Linked DNA regions of Homo sapiens: all the other regions are linked to region 3. Evidence: chromatin loops called from intact Hi-C (ENCODE). Cell type or tissue: PC-3. All regions are shown on one strand.

Region 1 (8,000 bases), 57 kb before region 3:
CTATGTTGCCCAAACTGGTCTGATACTCCTGGGCTCAAGCCATCCTCCTGCCTCGGCCTCCCAAAATGTTGGGATTACAGGTGTGAGCCACTGCATCTGGCACTCTTCCTTTTCTTTAGTCCCTGCCACATTCCCCACCATCACTGTCTCCAGAGTAAACAAAGAACGCCCATGTAGATTACCCACATACTGTTCCTCCCATTCACTCTGCACACACACCTGCCTCCAGGGATCCCTGCTCCCTCTTCCCACAGATATTCATACATTTAGTCCTCTAGCAGCCTTCTCAAAGGAGACTGTCCCCTCTGCAGGACGTGGCTGCCTCCAAACCCTCCTCAGAGGCTCAGCAAACCAGAGAAAAGAAGCACCTTCTGCAGGAGGGTGGGCAAGATAGATTGAGGATGGGGATGGATGGTGATCGGGAAAAGGGAGGAGCTGAGGATTCAGAATAAGAAAGGAGAGGGTGGAAATGTGTCATGAAGTTCCTCAAAATCTGTGAATCCTGAATCTCATCATTTTTAGTGAATGAACTCAGATGATTCACTTCCCTTCATTAGCCTCTATTTTCCTCTCTGTGTAATGGAAGGGGAAGTGCTTGCTTTGAAGACAGAGATGCATATAGAATCCAGCACATAGAATCCAGCTTGGGAGAGCCATGAGCATGTGGAATTAGACATCATATGGGTTATGAATATTATGTTAGTTTTCTTCTGAATAGGATTTTTTCAGTATTTCAGCTTCTGGCTGAACATATATCCCTAAATATTATTGATTTTTTGGCAGTCTTCAGCAAGCCCACCATTTGCTGGTTAGTCATCCCAGTCCTTTGTTCCTGGGCATGCCCCTTTGCTTCTAGTTAAGCATCTATTGCCACCCAACATGGTAACCAGAACTCTGAGCAGAAGTTTTAGGACCAGGGCCTAACTTTGGTTCCTGGTGAGGGGCTCAGAATCCAGAAGGTCTGGTAAGCCATGACCAACACTACTTTTTTTTTTTTTTTAATGGAGTCTCGCTTTGTCACCCAGGCTGGAGTGCAGTGGCCCGATCTCGGCTCACTGCACCCTCTGCCTCCCGGGTTCAAGCGAGTCTTCTGCCTCAGCCTCCTGAGGAGCTGGGATTACAGGCGTGTGACACCACACTGGCTAATGTTTGTATTTTTAGTAGAGACGGGGTTTCACCATGTTGGCCAGGCCAGTCTCGAACTCCTGACCTCAAGTGATCCAGCCGCCTCAGCATCCCAAAGTGCTGGGATTACAGGCGTGAGCCACCACACCTGGCAAACTACTTTAAAGCAGTAAGTTCCTGACTTAGGTAATAACTGGGTTTGGGTCAGGGAGGGACAAAGAAAAATTTGGCCAAGACTCATGACATACATGCAGAAGTCTGAGCTGAGTGGCCTGGGTAGGCCTAGGAAGCAGGCCAGAGCTGGTAAGGCAGAAAAAGAGTGAGGAAGGTTAGGGGGGTCATAGCCTGATGCTGGAGGGACCAGCTTTAGTTCCCCTTTCATGGTGCTACTGACGACAGTGTAACCTCAGGGTTCAGCCCCTGGGCTCTTTGCTTTCCATGAGTAAGGAAGCAAGAATGCTGCCTCCCTCCACCCCTTCCACAGCCTGCTGGGGGCCTGCAGCTCCAGCAATCCCCCTATCATGTTACATGCCCAGAAGCGGCTTTCAGTGCCTGCCGTTGCCAGCTGGCTTCACCCTTCACACTAGACACTCAGGAAGAAGGGGTCCTTAGACTCAAGGAAGCTATGTGACCAGCATTCCGTACCTCCTTCCCAGAACTGTTGAAGAGTCCGTCTGCCCCATGTGTAGGAGGGAAAGAGGCGCTTCAGGCCACACAGGGACACAGACAAGAGGGAGAGGGAGTAAGCATAGGCAATGTGGGAGTGAACAGCACATGCAGCTGTGGGTCCAGCTGCCTGATTGCTGGGAACTGCTGGCCAAGGATACAGCATCCCCATTGGCCTGGAATCCTGGAATGGACTCCAGCCTGACTTGGTCTTCTGAGTCAATCCAGCCACAGTCAAAAAGGGGAGGCAGGCACTCGATGTAGGAATTACAGTTTACACAGTTCCTCTTCCTATCTCTAGCATCCAGAACTGCGCCCAGCACACAGTAGGTCCATGATAAATATGGAATGAATGAATACTTTTACATGCAAGCATGATCTCAGCCAATCTGCAGAGTGAGGCACAGGCTGGACAGGTGGATCACCTGAGGTCAGGGGTTCAAGACCAGCCTGGACAACATGGTGAAACCCCATCTCTACTAAAAATATAAAATTAGACCGGCATGGTGGCAGACACCTGTAATCCCAGCTACTTGGGAGGCTGAGGCAGGAGAATTGCTTGAACCCAGAAGGTGGAGGGTGCAGAGAGCCAAGATTGTACCATTGCACTCCAGCCTGGGTGACAAGAGCGAGACTCCACGTCAAAAAAAAAAAAAAAAAAAAAAAGAGTTAAGCAACTTGCCTAAGATCATTCAACTTTGATGTAGCAGACTGAAGGCTAGGCACTGTGGTCTTTCTATAGTGCCATGCTGAGCATTCTTCATATACAACACAGAATTGCATCCTATGACTCCATGGGAACTTCCTTTTGGGTCAGAAAATAGTCCTTAGGGGCTGAGTTTCCTGGACTTAGTCTCAGGGCCAGGTTTGGATACCCTGCCCCTCCCTGCGCATCTGGCATCTGCCTTCCCTTTTATGAGAATCTCCTGGAAAGGGCTTCTCCAGCAGTCTGTGTTGCCACATCTGACTCAGGAGCTCTGTACCCTTGAGACACAGAGGCAGGGGTTGGTGGCTTCACCCTAGGAGTCAGGAAAAGAATGAAATCATACACATTCAGTTCCTTATTCTCTTACCCTCAACAGAAATTTCAGACAGCCTAGACCACAGAGACAGTTCTTGGAATTCAGGCAAACAACTAATTTGTATTACAGCGGGTGCAACTTAAGAGCTCAGAGTCCATAGTCCGAGCAGTCTTTCTGGAAGGAGGTCTCCAAAGTCAGGAGGAGGGCTCCCCTGAGCTGGATCATCTTAGCTCACTGGCCCCTCCCTTCACAGCGTTCTGTCTTTTATGGAGACAGTGAGGTATAGCGCATAGGAACAAGGATCAGAAGACGCTGGGTTTTAGTGCTGGCTTTGCTGCTCATCAACTGTGTATCTTCTCTCCACTTCATTTTCCATATCTGCAAAATGGGAACAACAATACCAGTCTATATCATAAGGCAGTTATGAGTTTAAAGAGAAATGGTTTACATTAATGTGCCTTGAAGCACAAGACAGAAATACAATATAAAAAATATGGCTGGGGCCGGGCACGGTGGCTCACGCCTGTAATCCCAGCACTTTGGGAGGCCGAGGTGGGCGGATCACAAGGTCAGGAGATCGAGACCATCCTGGCTAACACGGTGAAACCCCATCTCTACTAAAAATACAAAAAATTAGCCGGGTGTGGTGGCAGGCGCCTGTAGTCCCAGCTAGTCGGTAGGCTGAGGCAGGAGAATGGCGTGAACCCGGGAGGCGGAGCTTGCAGTGAGCCGAGATTGTGCCACTGCACTCCAGCCTGGGTGACAGACCGAGACTCCGTCTCAAAAAAAAAAAAAAAAAAATATGGCTGGGCGTGGTGGCTCATGCCTGTAATCCCAGCACTTTGGAAGGATGAGGTGGGAGGACCCCTTGAACCCAGAAGCCCAGCAAAACCTTGTCTTTAAAAAAAAAAAAGAACTGTGCACAAAGATTTCAGAGAGTGCTAAAGATTAGCGCATGGATAAGGAAGTTCTGTGAAGAGTTGAAGTGCTAGGTGAAGAGGTGGCACGGGGGAGGAGGGGGCGGAAGGGGAGAAAGGGTGTCACGCTTCATAACGGTCTCCAAACCTCTTTGTCCAGGAGGAAATGAAGTCATCTGCTCTCAGCAATCAGCATGACAGCCTCCAGCCAAGTAATCTGGAGTCATGAGAGCTGCTAGGGGAGCAACATGAATCATGACGGTCCCTGGGAATTTCCTGATAACTAACCTGGGAGTTTCGGGGTAAGTCCTCAGGCTGCAGCATCTCTGTTTATGTTCTGGTCACGTTTATTTACAATTAATGGGTTCTCAAATCCAAACAAAACTGACCACAGTCTTCTAGAGGAAGTAGCAAGGTTGGCTCTGAAGCCTATAGCATCGCTGACTCAGTCTGTCCCCTGGAAGGCTGGCAGCTCAGCAAGCACAGAAGTCTCTCCAGAAGACAGTGGGTCACCTGCCTCCCAAAAGCTGAAAGGCTAACTTGTACTTTCCCCAGCAGGCAGCTGGCACCCTGAGCCCTCGGCTGGGGCAGAGCAAAGGAGCCTTCCTCCTTCCTACCTTCCTGGCACTCTCCCTGCCTTCCTTCTGTCACTCTCAGGTGGACCCAGACCCAAGGTCCAGATTTGCAAGGCAGGAAAATGCTGCAGGCCTAGGCTGGGAAAGGGCCCAAAGCCGCTAGTGGATTGCTGGGACTCAGCCTCCTCCTTCCCACTAAGAGAGCGAGTCCTACTGGGTTCAAAATGACCCCAAGCCCTGGTTCCTGACACTAGGGGAAAGAGATGGGGGTGACAGAATCACAGAATCCCTGCTATGTTCCTCCAAGTGTGCCCAGAGATGCGTGTGTGTGTGTGTGTGTATACACAAATGTCTGCTTATCCTCAGGCAGGAAGGGTGGATGCAGTCATTTACACATGGTCTGTTTTTCTGGAGGACAATTTTATTTGATAAACAATTGTTTCTATCTGAATAGAATAAACAAGGCTCTATGATGAAGTAAAACACTAAATACACATGCATTAAAAAATGCATAATTATCTTTTTGGAATGGGCTATACAGAGATGTGCTTTTTAAAATGTTAAGAGTGTAAAAGGACAAACAGTGAAAAATAAATCTTCCTCTTATTTTGTCCTCCAGTCTCCCAATTCCTCTACTCAGAGGTGAGAACAGAACTTCCACACCCTCCAGAACCTCCACAGTTAGAACTGTCTACATGTTTCCATTGTCTTTACTTTTATTCTTGCCTGCACAAATAAATGAATTGCTCATTATGGAAACTTCCCAAAAGACCCGTTAACACTTCAATAGGAAGCACCAACAGTTTATGCCCTAGGACTTTGTTCCCACAATCCTGTAACATCATATCACGACACCTAACCCAATCCTTATCAAGCCCTGTCAAAAACGGACTTTAAACCAAGCTGCAAATTTTCAGTAATCTGGCCTTGCCTTTCCCCCTCTGATAGCACCATCAAACAAACCCCCTTACTGCCGAAAGCAATAAGCCCGGCTTTGTTCCATCCACTGGTTGTGTTGGTGATATCTGGGGACTGCCACTGAACAGACGCACAGAGGGAGCCCCTACAGGCAGGGGTTTTTCTGTCTGTGCTTCTGGGAGAGTATGTCTCGTACATTTGTCGCGTTGATGAAGACTTCACAGCTCCATCAGCTGCGGGCAAGGGGGTCTGAGGCAGTCTTAGGCAAGTTGGGGCCCAGCGGGGAGAAGTTGCAGAAGAACTGATTAGAGGACCCCAGGAGGCTTCAGAGCTGGGCGAGGTAGAGAGTCTCCTGTGCGCCTTCTCTCCTCTCTGCAATTCGGGGACTCCTTGCACTGGGGCAGGCCCCCGGCCAGGTGCATGGGAGGAAGCACGGAGAATTTACAAGCCTCTCGATTCCTCAGTCCAGACGCTGTTGGGTCCCCTCCGCTGGAGATCGCGCTTCCCCCAAATCTTTGTGAGCGTTGCGGAAGCACGCGGGGTCCGGGTCGCTGAGCGCTGCAAGACAGGGGAGGGAGCCGGGCGGGAGAGGGAGGGGCGGCGCCGGGGCGGGCCCTGATATAGAGCAGGCGCCGCGGGTCGCAGCACAGTGCGGAGACCGCAGCCCCGGAGCCCGGGCCAGGGTCCACCTGTCCCCGCAGCGCCGGCTCGCGCCCTCCTGCCGCAGCCACCGGTGAGTGCCGCGGTCCTGAGATCCCCGGGCCGGATGCGCGGCGGCCCCAGCTCCCGAGCGTCTGCCTCCCCCGCCCTGGGCTGCCCGGGCTCCCTGGGCTCCCCGGCGGCTGCACGGAGTCAAGGCGCCCCGTCCCGGGCGTCCCCCGCGGGTGCCGATCCAGGCTGCCCGGAGTCCGGAGCCCAGAGAGGAGAGAGACAGCTGGGGAGCCTGGTCACCGCGGGCATCTCCCCTGCGCTGCAGTCGCCCGCCTGGCCTGCCTTCCCGTTCCTCCGCCTCTTGCCCTGACTTCTCCTTCCTTTGCAGAGCCGCCGTCTAGCGCCCCGACCTCGCCACCATGAGAGCCCTGCTGGCGCGCCTGCTTCTCTGCGTCCTGGTCGTGAGCGACTCCAAAGTGAGTGCGCTCTTGCTTTGACTGATGCTGCCCAAGGACCTCTGATCAGCACCAGGGGAGAGGAGGGGCTGCTCAGGGAGCTGGGGTCCTCCGGATTCCATCCACAGCAGGGCCAGACTCTCCCCAGGAAATGGGACAGGGTGGCAGCGGAGGCTTGAGAACCACGGGGGTTGGCACTGGCTGGCAAGGGAGGAAGAGGCCGCCGGGACTGCCCCAGCCTGCGGGCATCTGGTAGATGAAGCTTGCTTGGGTCAATCCATTTCTCCTGGCTGGAAACCCATGGTCTTCCATTTGAGAACTAGATACGAACAGGGTGAGGCGAGAGGGAGAGGGAAGAGTGGGTTTTGGGATTGGGGCCAGTTTACCCTCACCCTGGAGTCCCTGGAGCATGGGACCTTTGATGAAGCCTCCTCCCGAATCTCTTCCAGGGCAGCAATGAACTTCATCAAGTTCCATGTGAGTATCCACCCCTACAACAGTTGGCTGCACAGACAAGTTGGGAAGGCTTCAGGGGACATCCCCTCCCTGCCCTCTGCTGCAGGGCTGCGCCACCCCTTACCACTTCCACTCCCCCTCGCTTACCCCACCTTTGTTCTCTCCAGCGAACTGTGACTGTCTAAATGGAGGAACATGTGTGTCCAACAAGTACTTCTCCAACATTCACTGGTGCAACTGCCCAAAGAAATTCGGAGGGCAGCACTGTGAAATAGGTATGGGGATCTCCACTGCAACTGGGAGAGAAATTTGGGGACAGGGAGGGATGGGTGGGAGGCAAGAGCAGGCAGGAGTTAGGAGCTGGAGGTAGGGTGGGTGACATCTTCATCCCTATGTGACAAGCATAAACACACACACACGCTCACGAAACAGTGGCCACACAAATGTGAGGTGGGGTTGGAAGGAGACCCTGTCCAGTCTTCTGGCAGGTCTGAAACGACATCTTTAAAATGTCCGTTGGCAGCCGGGCATGGTGGCTCACGCTTGTAATCCCAGCATTTTGAGAGGTCAAGGTGAGTGGATCATTTGAGGTCAGGAGTTCAAGACCAGCCTGGACAACATGGTGTAACCCTGCCTCTACTAAAAATGCAAAAATCAGCCTGGCATGGTAGTGGATGCCTGTAGTCCCAGCTACTTGGGAGGCTGAGGCAGGAGAATTGCTTGAACCTGGGAGGCAGAGATCTCAGTGAGCTGAGATCACACCACTGCACTCCAACTGGGCGACAGAGCAAGACTCCATCTCAAAAAAAAAAAATAAAAGTTAGTTGGAATGTTCTTCTCTTTCTCATATTCTCTCATCCTCCTGTCCCCTTGTAGATAAGTCAAAAACCTGCTATGAGGGGAATGGTCACTTTTACCGAGGAAAGGCCAGCACTGACACCATGGGCCGGCCCTGCCTGCCCTGGAACTCTGCCACTGTCCTTCAGCAAACGTACCATGCCCACAGATCTGATGCTCTTCAGCTGGGCCTGGGGAAACATAATTACTGCAGGTGAGGTGGGGGCAACAAGGACCAAAAGCCCTCCCTACAGCTTCCCAGAAACCTTGTTACCATCCCCTTCTCCCAGAGGGCTGGCCATAGCACAAGAGAAGTGCGGCCTCTGGTTGAGTCTTCCCTGAGGGGAGGAGGCAGGGAAGGCCCTCTGGGTTGGAATG
Region 2 (8,000 bases), 69 kb after region 3:
AAAATGACGACCTTTTCTTATACCATACACAAAAATTGACTCCAAATGGATCACAGACCTAACTATAAGAGCTAAAACTATAAAATTCTTAGAATAAAACATGGGAGTAAATCTTCATGATCTCAGGTTAGATGAAGCCTTCTTAAGTGTTACACCAAAAGCACAAGTAGCAAAAGACAAAACAAAACAACAGGAAAAAAGCACAAGCAACCAAAATCACAAACAACAAAAGAAGACAAGCTGGGCTGCAATCCCAGCACTTTGGGAGGCCCCGCAGGCAGATTACTTGAGCCCAGAAGTTCGAGATCAGCCTGGTCACCATGGTGAAACCCTGTCTCTACAAAAAATACTAAAAATTAGCCGAGTGTGGCCCGGCACGGTGGCTCATGCCTGTAATCCCAGCACTTTGGGAGGCCGAGGCGGGCGGATCACCTGTGGTCAGGAGTTCCAGACCAGCCTGACCAACGTGGAGAAACCCAGTCTCTGCTAAAAATACAAAATTAGCCAGGCGTGGTGGTGCGTGCCTGTAATCCCAGCTACTTGGGAGGCTGAGGCAGGAGAATCACTTGAACCTGGGAGGCAGAGGTTGCAGTGAACCAAGATCACGCCATTGCACTCCAACCTGGGCAACAAGAGCAAAACTCCATCTCAAAAAAAAAAAAAAAAAAAAAAAAAAAAGCCGGGTGTGGTTGTATACACCTGTACTTCCAGCTACTCAGGGGGCTGAGGTGGGAGGATCACCTGAGCCTGAAGAGGTAGAGGCTGTGGTGAGCTGTGATCATGCCACTGCACTCTAGTCTGGGCAACAGAGACTCTGTTTCAGAATAAAAAAAAAAAAAAAAAAAAGAAAAAGGAAAAGACAAGCTATATTTTAGTCTTAAATTGGCCTTTATCAAAATTAAAAGCTTGTGCTGCAAAGGACACTATCAAGAAAGGGAAAGACAACCCACAGACTGGGAAAAATATTTGCAAAAGATAAATAACTCAAAATATTGGCAAGGGGCCAGGCACAGTGGCTCATGCCTATAATCCCAGCACTTTGGGAGGCCGAAGCAGGCAGATTACCTGAGGTCAGGAGTTTGAGACCAGCCTGGCCAACATGATGAAACCCTGTCTCTACCAAAAAAATACAAAAATTAGCCAGGCATGGTGGCTCATGCCTGTAGTCCCAGCTACTTGGGAGGCTGAAGCAGGAGAATCGCTTGAACCCGGGAGGCGGAGGTTGCAGTGAGCCCAGATTGCACCACTGTACTCCGGCCTGGGTAACAAAGTAAGTCTCGGTCTCAAAAAAAAAAATATATATATATATATATATATTGGCAAGGTATCTGAATAGACATTTCTCAAAAGTAGATATATAAATGGTCAATACACCCATAAAAAGATGCTCAGCATCATTAGCCATCAGGTCAAAACCACAATGAGATACCGCTTCAGTAGGAGGGCTGTAATTAAAAAGATAATAACAAGTGTTGCCAGGGATATTGAGAAGTTGGAACCCTCTCATGTAGCTGCTGCGAATGTTAAATGGTTTAGCCTCTTTGGAAAATAGTCTGGCATTTCCTCAAATGGTTAAACATAGAGATACCATATGACCCAGCAATTGAATACCTAGGTTTATAACCAAGAGAAATGAAAACATGTTCATACAAAACCTTGTACACTAATGTTTATAGCAGCATTATTCATAATAGCCCAAAAATGAAAACAACTCAGGTGCCCATCAACTGATGAATGGACAAAATGTGATGTAACCATACAATGAAATATGATTTGGCAATAAAAAGAAATGAAGTACTGATACATAGCACAGATGAAAGAAGCTAGTCACTAAAGAGCACATCTTATGTGATTCTATTTATATCAGATATTTAGAATAAGTAAATCTGTAGAGAGAAAGTAGATTAGTGTTTACCTAAGATTAGGTGGTGGTGAGGAAGGGTTAGGGCTAAATGGGGGTGGTGTTGACTGCTAATAGTTACTAGGTCTCTTTCTGGAGTGATGAAAATGTTCACAAATCAATTGTCATGGTTGCACAACTCTGTGACTGTCTTAACGACACCATTAACCTCTCTGTGGCAGTTGACACTATTGACTGTTCCTGAAATTCTTCTGGCTTTTATGACAGAGTTCTATTGATCCCCCTGCCCCTATCTCTGATATTTTCTTTCCAGCTTTTTTCACCAGCTTGTTCTTCCACCAGCTACTTATCTGTTGGTGGTGTTGGGTCGTGATTTCATTCATTATCCATGGCTTTTAGAACGTCTGAGTTGCCTGTTACTTGTGAATCAATTTTTCTAGTCCCGGTAAGTGAACTGAGGAACCATCTTTTCAGTTGCTTATTGGACAACTCCCTCTGAATATCCCAGTGCTAATTACTTTCCCTCTCAGAGCTGGTTTTCTTCCTATGTTACCAATTGACCCAGTCACTTGAGCCAGGGGCTGGGAGCCATCCTAGATTTCTGTCTCACCCTCCACATGGAGTGTCATGTGGCTGCCTTTTTTACACCTGCCCTCTCATCTCCATTCACACTGCTGCTGCTTCTGCTACAGTTAATCTGTAGTTTATCTTTCACTAAGACTGTAAGCTCCATGAGATCTGGGGCCATGTGTGTTTTCTTCATCACTGTCTGTAATGCTTGGTACATTGCATGTTATGTAAGTAATATTTGTTGATTGAATAAATGAATTCACAAATGAACTTGTCTTCCGAGTTTTCTTCGCTCTGATCCATTCTTGCTGCTGAATTTTTCTGTTTGAAATGCAGACCTAACAATGTCTTTTACTTAGAATAATTAAATAATTCCCCATTGCTTAGAGGATAAGTCTATTGCATTGCATACAAGGCCCTCCATGATGTGGCCCCTTTCTGCTTTTCCAATTTCCTGTCCTCTCCACATCTCCTCTCTACCCAGTACCCCATTTTCCAGCTATGTTTCCTGAGCTGGCCATGCTTTCCCATATCTTGCCCTATTAACTAGAAAGCCCTCCTTTTTACCTTGAATTCCATTACTTCTGGAGAACTCTTATTCTGCCTTCCTAGAGTTTCTCTTCCTCTGTGAAACTTCCTGTACCTCACCTACGCAGAGCAGAAACTTGGTTGTAACTCTACTAGAGCATGCATTACACTGCATTGCCTTATTTGTTTAAGCATTTGTCAACGAACAACAAGGACTGAGTCTCACTTTTGTATCCCCATCACACAGTGACAGACACAGTGCCTCCCACATGGGAAGTACTCATTAAGTGCTTGATTAAATGAATAAGTTGGAAATCAGAGTAGATTAGAGAGTTTTAGTTTTTCTGGATGTGGCCTCTTAAACACTGAACTCTGGCTGGCCATCTGTGAATGATGTACAAAGGATATCAGTGAGGGGTGGATGGATCACAAGTTCATCACCACCCCAGAAAAACAATCAAAAGCATTGCTGATGATGGGTCACTTACATTATTATTATCCTTGTATGACTGAGGCCTGGTACTGGGCACAGCTGCAATCAGAATGGTTGTTCAGTATAATGGATTGATCAGGCTAACTGTTATGCCATGACATTGATTTGAGCCACAGTAAGTACAGGCAAATGGGTACACATTCTTAAGTCTGGTCACAATCAGTTGGTCACAACCTATTGTCTAAATACATTAAGAACATCTTCCTACCACATTTTTAATGTAATGTTCTTTAGTTACGACTTACATTGTACAAATAAGTAACACAAGTCTTCTCAGCTTTGTTTTGTCTTTCTGTTTTCTTGTACTTAGTCTAGCTAAGGGAGACATCTACATTAACATATTTTTTAGTCTAGGTAGTGACTTGAACCAGCCAACCTTTTTTTTCTTTCTTTTTTTTTTTTTGCTGGAAAGAAACCAAATCTCTCTACATTACCAAACCAAATCGAGTAGATTGTGATGAAAGGAGTAATAATAACAACAGCAGAAGACAAAAGGCCTCTCACATAGAATTTTGAACTAAAGTCACATATTGAACAAAGGATATTTAAATTAACTACTGAACAAAGTAAGAGCTCTTCAAAAGAAACAGAGCTCCCTGCCAAGCCCCCTAAAAATGCCCCCAGGCCTCTTATTCATTCACTACCATTATTTCAGTTTATATCTAAAGATGTTTTATTTCTTATCTCATTCTCTTCCCACCACCTAGTGGACACATAGTTGGCACTTACTGCTTGTTTATTGAATTGAATGGAATCTAGCCCCAAGAGTTAAAAGCTATTCTCTGAAGAAGAAAATAAAAGAGAAATAATTTTGTCAGTGAATAGAAATAACAAGTCTGAGTTTCTCTCGGCAATGGAATAAAGTTAGGAAGGGATAACACGTACAGTTGGCTCTCTGTATCTGTGGGTTCCACACTTCTGCATTTAGCCAACTGCGGATTGAAAATATTCAGAAAACAAGGATAGTTGCATCTGTGTTGAACATGTACAGATTTTTTCCTTGTCTTTATTCCCTAAACAATACAGTATAACAACTATGTACATAGCATTTATATTATATTAGGTATTATAAATAATCCAGAGATAATTTAAAGTATGTGGGAGGATGTGTGTAAGTTATATTCAAATACTATGCTGTTTTATATAAGAGACAAGCATCTGTGGGTTTTGGTATTTGAAGGGGGTCATGGAACCAATTCTCCATAGATACCAAGAGACATGACTATATTTATTATAAAGTTAGATTACTCCAAAAGGGTTGTTTTTAAATACTGACCCAGAGAAAGCTAATTAGACTATAACTAAGATCTGTTTGTTCTTTTCTCTGTTTTTGTTTTTGTTTTTTGTTTTTTTTAGACGGAGTTTTGCTTTTGTCGCCCAGGCTGGAGTGCCATGGCACGATCTCGGCTCACTGCAACCTCTGCCTCCCAGGTTCAAGTGATTCTCCTGTCTCACCCTCCCGAGTAGCTGGGATTACAGGCGCCCACCATCACGCCCGGCCAATTTTTATATATTTAGTAGAGACAGGGTTTCACCATGTTGGCCAGTCTGGTCTCAAACTTCTGATCTCAGGTGATCCACCCGCCTTGGCCTCCCAAAGTGCTGGATTACAGGCGTGAGCCACCGTGCCCAGCCACTCTGTTTTTTTTTAACCCTTTAATCCATAGGACTTTTTTCAGAAGGAATAAGATCTATTTTAAGGCATAAAAAAAATGAGGCATCAGACAGATGTGGTGGCATGCACCCGTATTCCCAGCTACTTGGGAGGCTGAGGTGGGAGGATTCCTTGACCCCAGCAGTTTGAGTCCAGCCTGGGCAATATAGCAAGACCCCATCTTAAAAAAAAAAAAGTAAAAAAGAAGCATTTGTTGATTCTTACTGACCTGTTTGCAAAGTTGTAGTCTACATTGGGAATCATATTTCTCCATACTAAGTTGACCTCGAAGAATAACATTTTCCCACCAGCTATGAAGATTCCTGTTAGTTAACAAAAGACATTTTGTGAATTAATCCCTTTCTTGTTTGTTCTACTTTTTTTCTTTTTCTTTTTTTTTTTTCTTTTGAGATGGAGTCTCGCTCTGTCACCCAGGCTGGAGTGCAGTGGCCCGATCTTGGCTCACTGCAAGCTCTGCCTCCCGGGTTCGCGCCATTCTCCTGCCTCAGCCTCCCGAGTAGCTGGGACTACAGGCGCCCGCCACCACGCCCGGCTAATTTTTTGTATTTTTAGTCGAGACGGGGTTTCACCGTGTTAGCCACGATGGTCTCCATCTCCTGACCTTGTGATCTACCCACCTCCTGACCTTGTGATCTACCCACTTACGCCTGGGATTACAGGCGTAAGCCACCACGGCTGACTGTTCTACTCTATTTTTATTTGGAAAAGATGGGTGCTATGGAAATTTTCTGTTTTGATGGTGACAGGAGAGTACAGGAAAATGCATTTTCTGTCATCAATGGGTTAATGGCTTAAAAATTAAAGATTTGTCTTTGGTTCTCCTAGACAGGCTTTGCCAGTTGTTCTCAAATAGGACATACCTTTCTGCTTCTGTAGATCTTTACAAAGTGGTTCTTTGGAAGTTCTCGACTTGTTATTTTGGTGATAGAACACTAAATTGTAAAGATCTAGAACAGAGGATGACAATCTTTGAATAAATGGGCAGGTCAAGGTAACATAATCCTCTCTGCCTTCACTTAGCATACAAAGTCCTGAACTAACTGAACTTTCCTTTCTAGCCTCATTTCCTCTGCTGAAGCCACACCAGCGTGTCTTTCTAGTCCTGGCCTCCTTGTACTCGCATATCTGACTGAACCTTCTTTGCCTGTGCTCTTCTCTTTGTTTGGGCTGTCTGATTCTTCTCTACTGGGCAGCTTCTCCTTTCCAGGCCTGGCTCCTTTTTTCTAAAAGACCACATAGGAAAGGAATAAATGAAGGTTATAGTAGCTGTGTGAAGAATGAATTGGAAGAGTCTGGAGCAACAAGACCAGTTTTAGGATACAGTGAGGGTCTCATGGATCTGTGCTGCCTGATATGGTAGCCACTAGCCGTAGGTGGCAATTAAAATGAAATAAAGGTAAAAATTCAGTTCTTCAGTTATACTGGCCACATTTCTTTGTTTCTTTTTCTTTTCTTTTCTTTTTTTTTTTTTTTTGAGACGGAGTCTCGCTCTGTCGCCTAGGCTGGAGTGCAGTGGTGCGATCTCAGTTCACTGCAACCTCCTCCTCCCAGGTTCAAGCAATTTTCCTGCCTCAGCCTCCCAAGTAGCTGGGATTACAGGTGCCTGCCACACCCCTGGCTAATTTTTGTATTTTTAGTAGAGACGGGGTTTCGCCATGTTGGCCAGGGTGGTCTCGAATTCCTGATATCAGGTGTTCCACCCGCCTTGACCTTCCAAAGTGCTGGGATTACAGGCATGAGCTATTGCACCTGGCCTATGCTGGGAACATTCCAAGTGGTCAATACTCACAGGTGGCTAATGGGTACTGTATTGGGCGGCACAGATTAAATAGAATATTTCCATCATAAAAGAAAATTATTTGGACAGCACTGCCAAAAATCAATTCCCCAAGAAAAAATGGCATTCATTCTATATAGTCATGTTTTATGTGTTGTACCTTAAAAACAGTGCCGTTCGTTGTCCCTAATCTAATTCTAGCCAGAGTGTATTGAGCAATCATGGATACTATTGCTTCAAGTATGAATGCAGCTTAGAATAACAAAATCACATTTAGTGTTTATCACTTAAGTATTCAAAAATAGCATTTAAATAAATGCCCTTGAATATATTTTTAATTATCCATTTATCTTTCCTTACCTACTCCTACTCTTACAAAGAGGCATCAATTAATTACATGCCATTCAGTTTTTAGTAATTACCTCTACTGAGGTCAGAATATATGCTATTTACAAAACTGTTTTAATGTTTTTGCCTGGTGTAGCCATGATTGCTTTATCTTTGGATAATAACTGTTTGCCATATATCAGCCTTCTAGCATTGCTACCTTTGAAGGCTTTTTATTTCATTGATTTAGAAGTGATTTTTTTTTTTATTTTTTCCTTTTTTTGAGACGGTGTTTTGCTCTTGTCACCCAGGCTGGAGTACAGTGGCGCGATCTTGGCTCACTGCAACCTCCGCCTCCCAGGTTCAAGCGATTCTCTTGCCTCAGCCTCCGGAGTAGCTGGGATTATAGGCATCCGCCACCACGCCCAGCTAATTTTTGTATTTTTAGTAGAGACAGGGTTTCGCCATGTTGGCCAGGCTGGTCGCGAACTCCTGACCTCAGGTGATCTGCTCTCCTCGGCCTCCCAAAGTGCTGGGATTTATAGGCATGAGCCACCACGCCCGGCCACGTGGTTTTTATTTCTTTACCTCAGTCTAGTCTTCATCCCCCACCCCACCCCACCCAGTCCAAGAGCAAGTCCTAATAATATTTCTTCCGTAAAAAGGTAACACAATTCTATTCTTTTCTCCATTTCTGTTTTCACTACTTAAGTAGTGAAACCTTAAGTCACTACTATCACTCTCCCGGCTGACTGCAGTAGCCTCCCTG
Region 3 (8,000 bases):
CTTGAACCTGGTTTTTACAAATTGTAGTAAAATACACATAACAAAATTTAGCATTTTGTGATATCTTTTTTTTTTTCCAGAGAAAGTATGTGCTTGTGTGTGTGTGGCAGGGAAGTGCTGGTTAGTGGGAAGTGGGAAGGAAAGATGGGTTTCCCTGAGTCCCTAACTAGCTTCTGTCATGGCCTGCCTTGATGTGACAAGCATTCGCTCTGCTTGCTCAGCTAAGGTTTCATGACCAGGCAGGGAAATGCCACTGCCCTTTAAAGTGAGCCCCTCCATTAGCTAAGGGTGGTTCTCCATCCCCCTGAAGCTAGGCTGGCCCAGATGACAGGAGCTCCTGTGAGGTCCAGAAGTGCCATTGAATCCAGGTTTTGCTACAGTAACTTCGCTCCCCCAACTCCCAGAATACACATATACAACCTGGCCTGTGTCCATCTTTGTCCCCAAAGCTTCCCTCCTCATCAGCAGCCATGAGAAAGACAGGATTATAAATGCACCAAGGGCTTTAAATGGGACTACAGTAGTAGGATCAGTTTTGCTCTCTGAGTGATGGCATGCCTGTGTCTTCTAGGCTCACTGGGGCAAGTGGTTCTTTACTTGGCTCCAGCACCAGCACCATCTGGAGGGGCAAAAGAACCCACAACGCTTTTTTTTATTTTTTTTTTTTTGAGACGGAGTCTCGCTCTTTCGCCCAGGCCAGAGTGCAGTGGCGTGATCTCGGCTCACTGCAAGCTCCGCCTCCCGGGTTCACGCCATTCTCCTGCCTCAGCCTCCCAAGTAGCTGGGACTACAGGCGCCCACCACCTCGCCCGGCTAATTTTTTGTATTTTTAGTAGAGACGGGGTTTCACCGTGTTAACCAGGATGGTCTCGATCTCCTGACCTCGTGATCCGCCCGCCTCGGCCTCCCAAAGTGCTGGGATTACAGGCATGAGCCACCGCGCCCGGCTTTTTTTTTTTTTTTTTTTTTTTTTTTTTTTGAGACAGAGTCTCACTTTGTTGCCCAGGCTGGAGTGCAGTGACACCATTTGGGCTCATTGCAACCTCCACCTCCCGGGTTCAAGCGATTCTCATGCCTCAGCCTCCCAAGTAGCTGGGATTACAGGCATGTGCCACCACACCTGGCTAATTTTTGTTTTTTGTTTGTTTGTTTTGTTTTGTTTTGCTTTTTTGAGATGGTGTTTCACTCTTGTCGCCCAGGCTGGAGTGCAATGGTGCGATCTTGGCTCACTGCAACCTCCGCCTCCCAGGTTCAAGCGATTCTCCTGCCTCGATCTGCCAAGTAGCTGGGATTACAGGCATGTGCCACCACGCCCTGCTAATTTTGTATTTTTAGTAGAGACAGGGTTTCTCCATGTTGGTCAGGCTGGTCTGGAATTCCCGACCTCAGGCGATCCGCCCGCCTCGGCCTCCCAAAGTGATGGGATTACAGGTGTGAGCCACTGCGCCCAACCAATTTTTGTATTTTTAGTAGAGTTGGGGTTTCGCCATGTTGGCCAGGCTGGTTTCGAATTCCCGACCTCAGGTGATCCGCCCACCTTGGCCTCCCACAATACTCCCAGAGTACTGTGAGCCATCGTGTCCAGCCTTGCAACTCTTAAATATGCTCGTGGGAGCAGAAGCTATGCTCCCTGACAGAAGAACCTGTCCCTCACAATGCAATTGGAGAGAATTTATTGAGTGCTTACTGTGTGCTTGGGATGGTGCATCCAGCAAAACACCTGAGCCTCTTGGAGACCAGGAGAGTGGACTCAGTCCCAAGTGCAGATTCCTTGAGCTAGAGCTTTTAAAGGAGAGGAGAAATCGGATAAATTGCACTGGACAATTCATTCACTCTCTTTCTGGAGGTTTAACCAACCCTAGATTTTATTCTACTGAAATCAGGATAAAACCAGGCATATGTGTATAAAGAGAGGTCTGGAAGCATGATAACAATGATTATCTTTAAGTAGTGGGTTGCAGTTGATATTTTTCTATTTCTTGTACCTCTCAAGGCAGCACATGTAGCTGACGCACACAACCTTTGGAGAGCAACCACCTGGGTTTATTTTTTATTTTTATTTTTTATTGAGATGCAGTCTTGCTCTGTCACCCAGGCTGGAGTACAGTGGCATGATTTCAGCTCACTGCAACCTCCACCTCCTGGGTTCAAGCAACTCTCCCACCTCAGCCTCCTGAGTAGCGGAGATTACAGGCGCCCACGACCCGCCTGGCTAATTTTTTTGTATTTTTAGTAGAGACAGGGTTTCACCATGTTGGCCAGGTTGGTCTTAAACTCCTGACCTCGAGTGATCTGCCCGCCTTGGCCTCCCAAAGTGCTGGGATTACAGGCGTGAGCCACGGCGCCCAGCCTACCACCTGGGTTTAAATCTCAGCTTTGCATGTACTAGCTGTGTGGTCTTGGGCAACTTACTTCACTTGTATGAATTTTAATGTTCTTACCTGTAAATAAGGATGATAATATACTTACTTCATAGGGATATTGAGAAGTTTGAATTAAACTATGCATTTTTTTTTAAGAGTTAGGGTCTGGCTCTGTCACCCAGGCTTGAGTGGTGTGCCCCGTCATAGCTCACTGCAGTCTTGAATTCCTGGGTTCAAGCAATCCTCCTGCTTCATCCTCTTCAGTAGCTGGGACTATAGACATGTGCCACTATGCCTGGCAAATTTTTTCTGCTTTTTGTAGGGATGGGGTCTCACTATGTCGCCCAGACTTGTCTCAACCTTCTAGCCTAAAGCCATCCTCTTGCCTTGGCCTGCCAAAGCTTTGGGATTATAGACATATGCCATGGCCCCTGGCCAAAATGATGCACATTAAGTGCTTTAGTATGGTGTCTGATGCAAAGAAAATGCTTTAAATGGGAATGATTATTATTATATTTTTATATCATTGGGTTGTTTTTCTTTTCTTTTCTTTTTGAGATGGAGTTTTGTTCTTGTTGCTCAGGCTGGAGTGCAATGGAGCAATCTCGGCTCAACGCAACCTCCACCTCTGGGATTCAAGTGATTCTCCTGCCTTGCCTCCCAAGTAGCTGGGATTACGGACATGCGCCATCACGCCCTGCTAATTTTGTATTTTTAGTAGGGACGGGGTTTCTCCATGTTGGTCAGGCTGGTCTCGAACTCCCGAACTCAGGTGATCCGCCGCCTTGGCCTCCTAAAGTGCTGGGATTACAGGCATGAGCCACTGAGCCCAGCCTTTTTTTTTTATTTTTATTTGAGACAGAGTCTCACTCTGTGGCCCAGGCTGGAGTGCAGTGGGACAATCGTGACTCACTGCAACCTCTGCCTCCTGGGTTCAAGCAGTTCTTCCTGCCCCACCCTCCAGAGTAGCTGGGATTATAGGCAACTGCACCACCATGCCCAGCTAATTTTTTTATTTTTAGTAGACACGGGGTTTCACCATGTTGGCCAGGCTAGTCTCGAACTCCTGACCTCAGGTGATCCACCGGCCTCAGCCTCCCAAAGTGCTGGGATTACAGACATGAGCCACTGTGCCCAGCCCCAATAAAGGTTTTTTAAGGAGAAGAAGCACAAGGACGGCACAGAAGGGAAGAGAGTTTGCGGGGGTGGAGGGGCTCAGCCATAGCAGGAGGGGGAGGTGGAATACTGCCCCCTCCCTCCTGGTTCAGACACAAGAAAAATGACCCCAATCGCTGTGTTCTGGGACAGCTCTATTTCTTAGAGAATCCTGGGGCACCCTGGCTACCAGGAGGTTTCTCACCTGGTTCAGGGTGACCCAGCTAGCCCAGCACAAGGCTTGTATCATCTCGTCCAATTCAGAAGTGCTGTGCCTGTGAGTACTGCTCTAAACGCCTCTAAAGGTCAGTCCCTCTTTGGCCCCTGATGCTGGGGATACGTTTTACTTTCAATCAGACATTCACTACCATGACATAATCAAGCTAACTCTAGAAAAGTGCCTTGGGATGTTGGCCTCCCTTCCCTTCCCTGCAGTTGTTCCTTCTCCTTTAAGTGGCTGCTGGCTCTGGCCCTCCCCGCACACACCACAGGTTTTGCCTTTTGTCACACTGAGCATGCCTCCTGCACCCTTGCTGGGGCACAGATTCTCCCATATTTGGGAGTAAGCCGGAGACTCGGCGGCATGTGGGTTTCTGTTTAAAATTCCAAAGCCAGCAGGGCGTATATTATCCATTTCCTCAAATCCAACATGTTGTAAAGCATGAGTCAGAGTCGGATAAGCTTCTTCCCAGGGGAAGTTGTGTCAGTTGGTTAGCGAATGTAATTAAACACAGATAATGTTCACTGGCATTAGCTGCAGATTAATGCAGAAGAAAACAAAATATCCATCTTGATTTTGCAATATTCCTGCCAAGATAACACAACTTCTCCAAGTTTCCCTGATCAGAGAAAGCAGCCTAACTTTCAAGCAATTTGAGGGGCACAGGAAGCCCATTCAATCAACACTCTCCTTCCCACAGAAATGAAGAATGCAGGCCGGGCGCAGTAGCTCATGCCTGTAATCCCAGCACTTTGGGAAGCCGAGGCGGGTGGATCTCCTGAGGTCGGGAGTTCGAGATCAGCCTGACCAATATGGTGAAATCCCATCTCTACTAAAAATACAAAAATTCGCTGGGCTGTGGTGGTACTCAGGAGGCTGAGGTGGGAGAATCGTTTGAACCCAGGAGGCATACGTTTCAGTGAGCCGAGATCGCACCACTACACTCCAGCCTGGGTGACAGAGGGAGACCCCATCTCAAAAAAAAAGAAAAAAGAAATGAGGAATGCAGATTTTAGGACCTTTCACGGGGAAGCACATATATTCAAATTATTCTTAAGGTATTTTTGTGGGGAAGGGGGTTACATGTTAGCTAATATCAATAAGAGTTATTTTATCTGATTTAATTCATCATCATCACCCGGGGCCAGGTGGTGACAGCAGACTTCAGGTATGGAGGGTATTAGGCTTCTTATGCTTTGCATACCAATGGGGCTTTTAGGGGTTCGCTCCAGGACCCAGGAAGGGCTGAGCTCTGGAAGGGCTGAGGGAGCAAAAGGACCAAGAGGGAAGTCAGGGTGGGTCTAGAGGGCACTGGAAACCCATGTGTTCTTTTGCATACCCAAGCCTAGAGAAGCCCTTTCCACAATCATGGAAATCACAAAATAGAATGCCCATACTGGGAAGGGGCCAGGCGTGGTGACTCATACCTGTAATCCCAGCATTTTGGGAGGCCAAGGCAGGCGGGTTGCCTGAGCTCAGGGTTTGAGACCAGCCTGGGCAACATGGTGAAACCCCATCTCTACTAAAAAAAAAAAAAAAAATACAAAAATTAGGCAAGTATGGTGGTGCACGCTTGAATCCCAGCTCCTCGGAGGCTGAGGCAGGAGAATCGCATGAACCTAGGAGGCAGAGGTTGGAGTAAGCCGAGATTGCACCACTACACTCCAGCCTGGGTGAGACTCCGTTTCAAAAATAAAAAGAATGCCCCAATACAGGGAAGGCCGTTGGAGGTCATTTAGTCAACTCCTCTTCAGACACCAGCACACTGAGGCCCAGAGAGGTTAAGTCATTTGCCCAAGTTCACCCTGCAAGGGGAGAGTTGAGACTTAAGTTTTCTCTTTTCATCTTTCTAACAAGCTGCTGCTGGTCACAGTTTCCAAGAGTGACAGGAGCGGACACTCAGGTCGATCCCACTGGCCCACCCTGCAAATACCTACTTGGTCTTGTATTTTCAAATGTAACCTCTCCTCAGGGTATTAAAAGCAATGCTAAATCATACCCAAGGAAGTATACTGTCCTGCCACTCAGGCCTCTTCCAACTTCAATGATATGAACAATCTAAAAATGTGTATTTTCTTAACTCTAGTAAAAAGTGTGCTAAATTCCATATAACTGAGATTCAAAGCTTATTGCTAACTAGAACAGCTTCTGGGGTTAAAGAAAAAGGAATTCGTGAATGTTCTTTTAACTCTCTGAGCATTGCCCTGCCCCCACCACCTTCCACTTGAAGGGAAGTAGCTAGGAATATACCGGATCTTTTTGGTGTTTGGCTGGGTTTTAGTGTTTTCGAGTGCCCCTTCTGATGTAGGTCAAGGCATTTTGTTTATCTTAAATGTGAGATTGTATTCTTTCTGCCCAAATAGGATGGAAAAGACTTTTCCAAATAAGGAAGTTTTGCCAGAGTGTGTGTGGCCCAGTTAGCAACTGTTGCCGCCGTCCTCACTTAGGGGAGTACAGTAGCTCCACTAAGCTGGAAAGCATTTAGGGACTTATTAGCACTTCTGCACAGCCAAACCACTGAGGGGCGGGGGTGCTGCCAGCAAGTGGTTGTGACAACCAGGGACATGAAAAAAATGTGTAGAAAAGACAAAGTTTGGCTTTTGCATACACCCCTACCCTCTCTACCTCCTTCCCAGCCCGAGTTGGCTCTCAACTCAGGATAGAAGGAGGATGCTCTGATTCTCTAGAATTAAGTAAATTTAGGGTAAAATCCCAGCACTACACATACAATCTGCTAAATGGCCTTCAGTAAGTTACTTTTTGAGCCTTTTCCTTTCTTTCTGAGTAAAAATAATAGTGCTTAGCTCATGTAGTTGTTATGAGGAGTAAATAACCTAATCAAAGTAATGCATGTAGCACATTCTAGATTGACCCTAAAATTACTCCTTTCCTATCCTTTTTCAGTACCTTCTCCACTATCAGAACCCCTTAGTTTGTGCTGATTGTACTTAAACAGAGATTAAGAGGAACAGGAAAGCTTGTATTAATTTATGCTCAGAGGCCAGGTGCAGTGGCCCACGCCTGTAATTCCAGCACTTTGGGAGGCTGAGGCGGGCGGATCACCTGAGGTCAAGAGTTCAAGACCAGCCGGGCCAACATGGTGAAACCCCGTCTTTACTAAAAATACAAAAAATTAGCTGGTCGTGGTGGCGGGTGCCTGTAATCCCAGCTACTTGGGAGGCTGAAGCAGGAGAATCACTTGAACCTGGGAGGCGGAGGTTGCAGTGAACCAAGATCAAGCCGTTGCACTCTAGCCTGGGCAACAAGAGTGAAACTCCATCTCAAAAAAAGAAAAAAAAAAAAGAAAAGAAAACTAATTTATGCTTAGGTGTGAGTGACTAAAATAAGACATTTATTGGCCCATCTGCACTTGTAACTGCTGTGAACAGGGATGCTGTTTCAAGTGAAATGGAAAACTTTGTTGCAACATGGAGGGGTAATGGACTAAATGTTTATGTTTCCTCACAATTCATCTGTCAAAGCCCTAACCCCCATTGTGATGGTATTTGGTTGGAGATGAGGCTTTTTGGTGGTAATTAGGTTTAGATGAGGTCATGAAGATAGGGCTCCCATGATGAGATTAGTGTCCTTATAAGAAGAGGAACAGAGAACAGAGCTTGCTCCCTGGCAGTCGCTCCCTCCAGCCCACAACATGTGAGGATACATCGAGAAGGTGGATGTCTGTAAGAGGCAAGGAAGAGAGCCCTCACCGGGGAACTGAATTAGCCAACACCTTGATGGTGGAGTTCCCCACCTCTAGAAGTATGATAAATAAGTTCCTATTGCTTAAGCCACCCAGTCTTTGGTATTGTGTTATGGCAGGCAGCCAGGGACTGCATAGGTCTACGACGAGAGGACATATTGCAGTCTCCTTTCATTTATACCACTGTGCCTAAGTCCATCTACCCCTGAGGCCTACACAGTCACTTACGGTGAGAAGAGGCAAGTGTGCCATAAGAGGCTAAAGGAATCTGGAAACTTGATAAGCAGAATTACTCTTTTTCTTTCTAGACAGAATACTAATAGTCTTATTTTTTAAAACTGTGGAAAAACACATACTCTTTTAGATTGCTAAATTTGGATTGTGATATAGAGAGAAACTTTGACTTTGACAGAAGTTTCTTACCTGAACAGCAAAAGCCTGTTCCCAAGTCCATAGCCAAATGGAACATCAATTAACCCCAGACCAAGTAAATGTTATAAGTAGCCTTGATGTAAAATGGTGCAGCCATTTTTGAAAACAGTCTGACAGTTCTTCAAAA

What was found. Hi-C counts contacts between places; a loop is a spot of excess contacts. Peaks named below come from ENCODE experiments on the same cell type or tissue, not always from the same donor. Only the 100,000 strongest peaks of a DNase experiment are listed, where the experiment ranks them.
Region 1: a loop joins it to region 3, with 2.3 times the contacts of the local background. A loop is called at or near these places in 8 of 110 quality-filtered maps.
Region 2: it touches region 3 in a loop (4-fold over the local background); 8 of 110 quality-filtered maps call a loop at or near these places.

The regions. Positions count from the first base shown.
Region 1 is chr10:73,905,263-73,913,262 of GRCh38, forward strand. PLAU (plasminogen activator, urokinase) reads left to right here and starts at 5,870. Exons shown (of 11, transcript NM_002658.6): 1 at 5,870-5,956; 2 at 6,263-6,350; 3 at 6,779-6,806; 4 at 6,953-7,060; 5 at 7,662-7,836. The coding sequence starts at 6,294. C10orf55 (chromosome 10 putative open reading frame 55) reads right to left here. Exons shown (of 5, transcript NR_160938.1): 3 at 7,781-7,813; 4 at 6,938-7,022; 5 at 4,707-6,833. RefSeq lists enhancers at 3,346-4,545, 3,901-4,851, 4,101-4,150, 7,769-8,000 and a silencer at 5,817-6,416. In PC-3, no CTCF peak of the experiment used is centred here; DNase peaks (open chromatin) are centred at 209, 1,529, 2,749, 4,009 and 4 weaker places; H3K4me3 peaks cover 4,098 bases; H3K27ac peaks cover 8,000 bases.
Region 2 is chr10:74,031,415-74,039,414 of GRCh38, forward strand. The region is part of intron 1 of VCL (vinculin); the gene reads left to right. LOC124902455 (a long non-coding RNA gene) reads left to right here. Exons shown (of 2, transcript XR_007062197.1): 2 at 1-2,701. Among named protein-coding and RNA genes, the nearest start is that of VCL, 37 kb to the left of the region's middle. RefSeq lists an enhancer at 3,283-3,412. In PC-3, a CTCF peak has its summit at 4,164 (motif pointing left); a DNase peak (open chromatin) is centred at 4,157.
Region 3 is chr10:73,962,191-73,970,190 of GRCh38, forward strand. No RefSeq gene overlaps it. Among named protein-coding and RNA genes, the nearest start is that of VCL, 32 kb to the right of the region's middle. RefSeq lists enhancers at 1,909-5,779, 3,801-4,385, 4,386-4,971, 4,972-5,556 and silencers at 3,921-4,215, 6,101-6,395. In PC-3, no CTCF peak of the experiment used is centred here; DNase peaks (open chromatin) are centred at 3,281, 4,101 and 4,903; H3K4me3 peaks cover 1,035 bases; H3K27ac peaks cover 2,176 bases.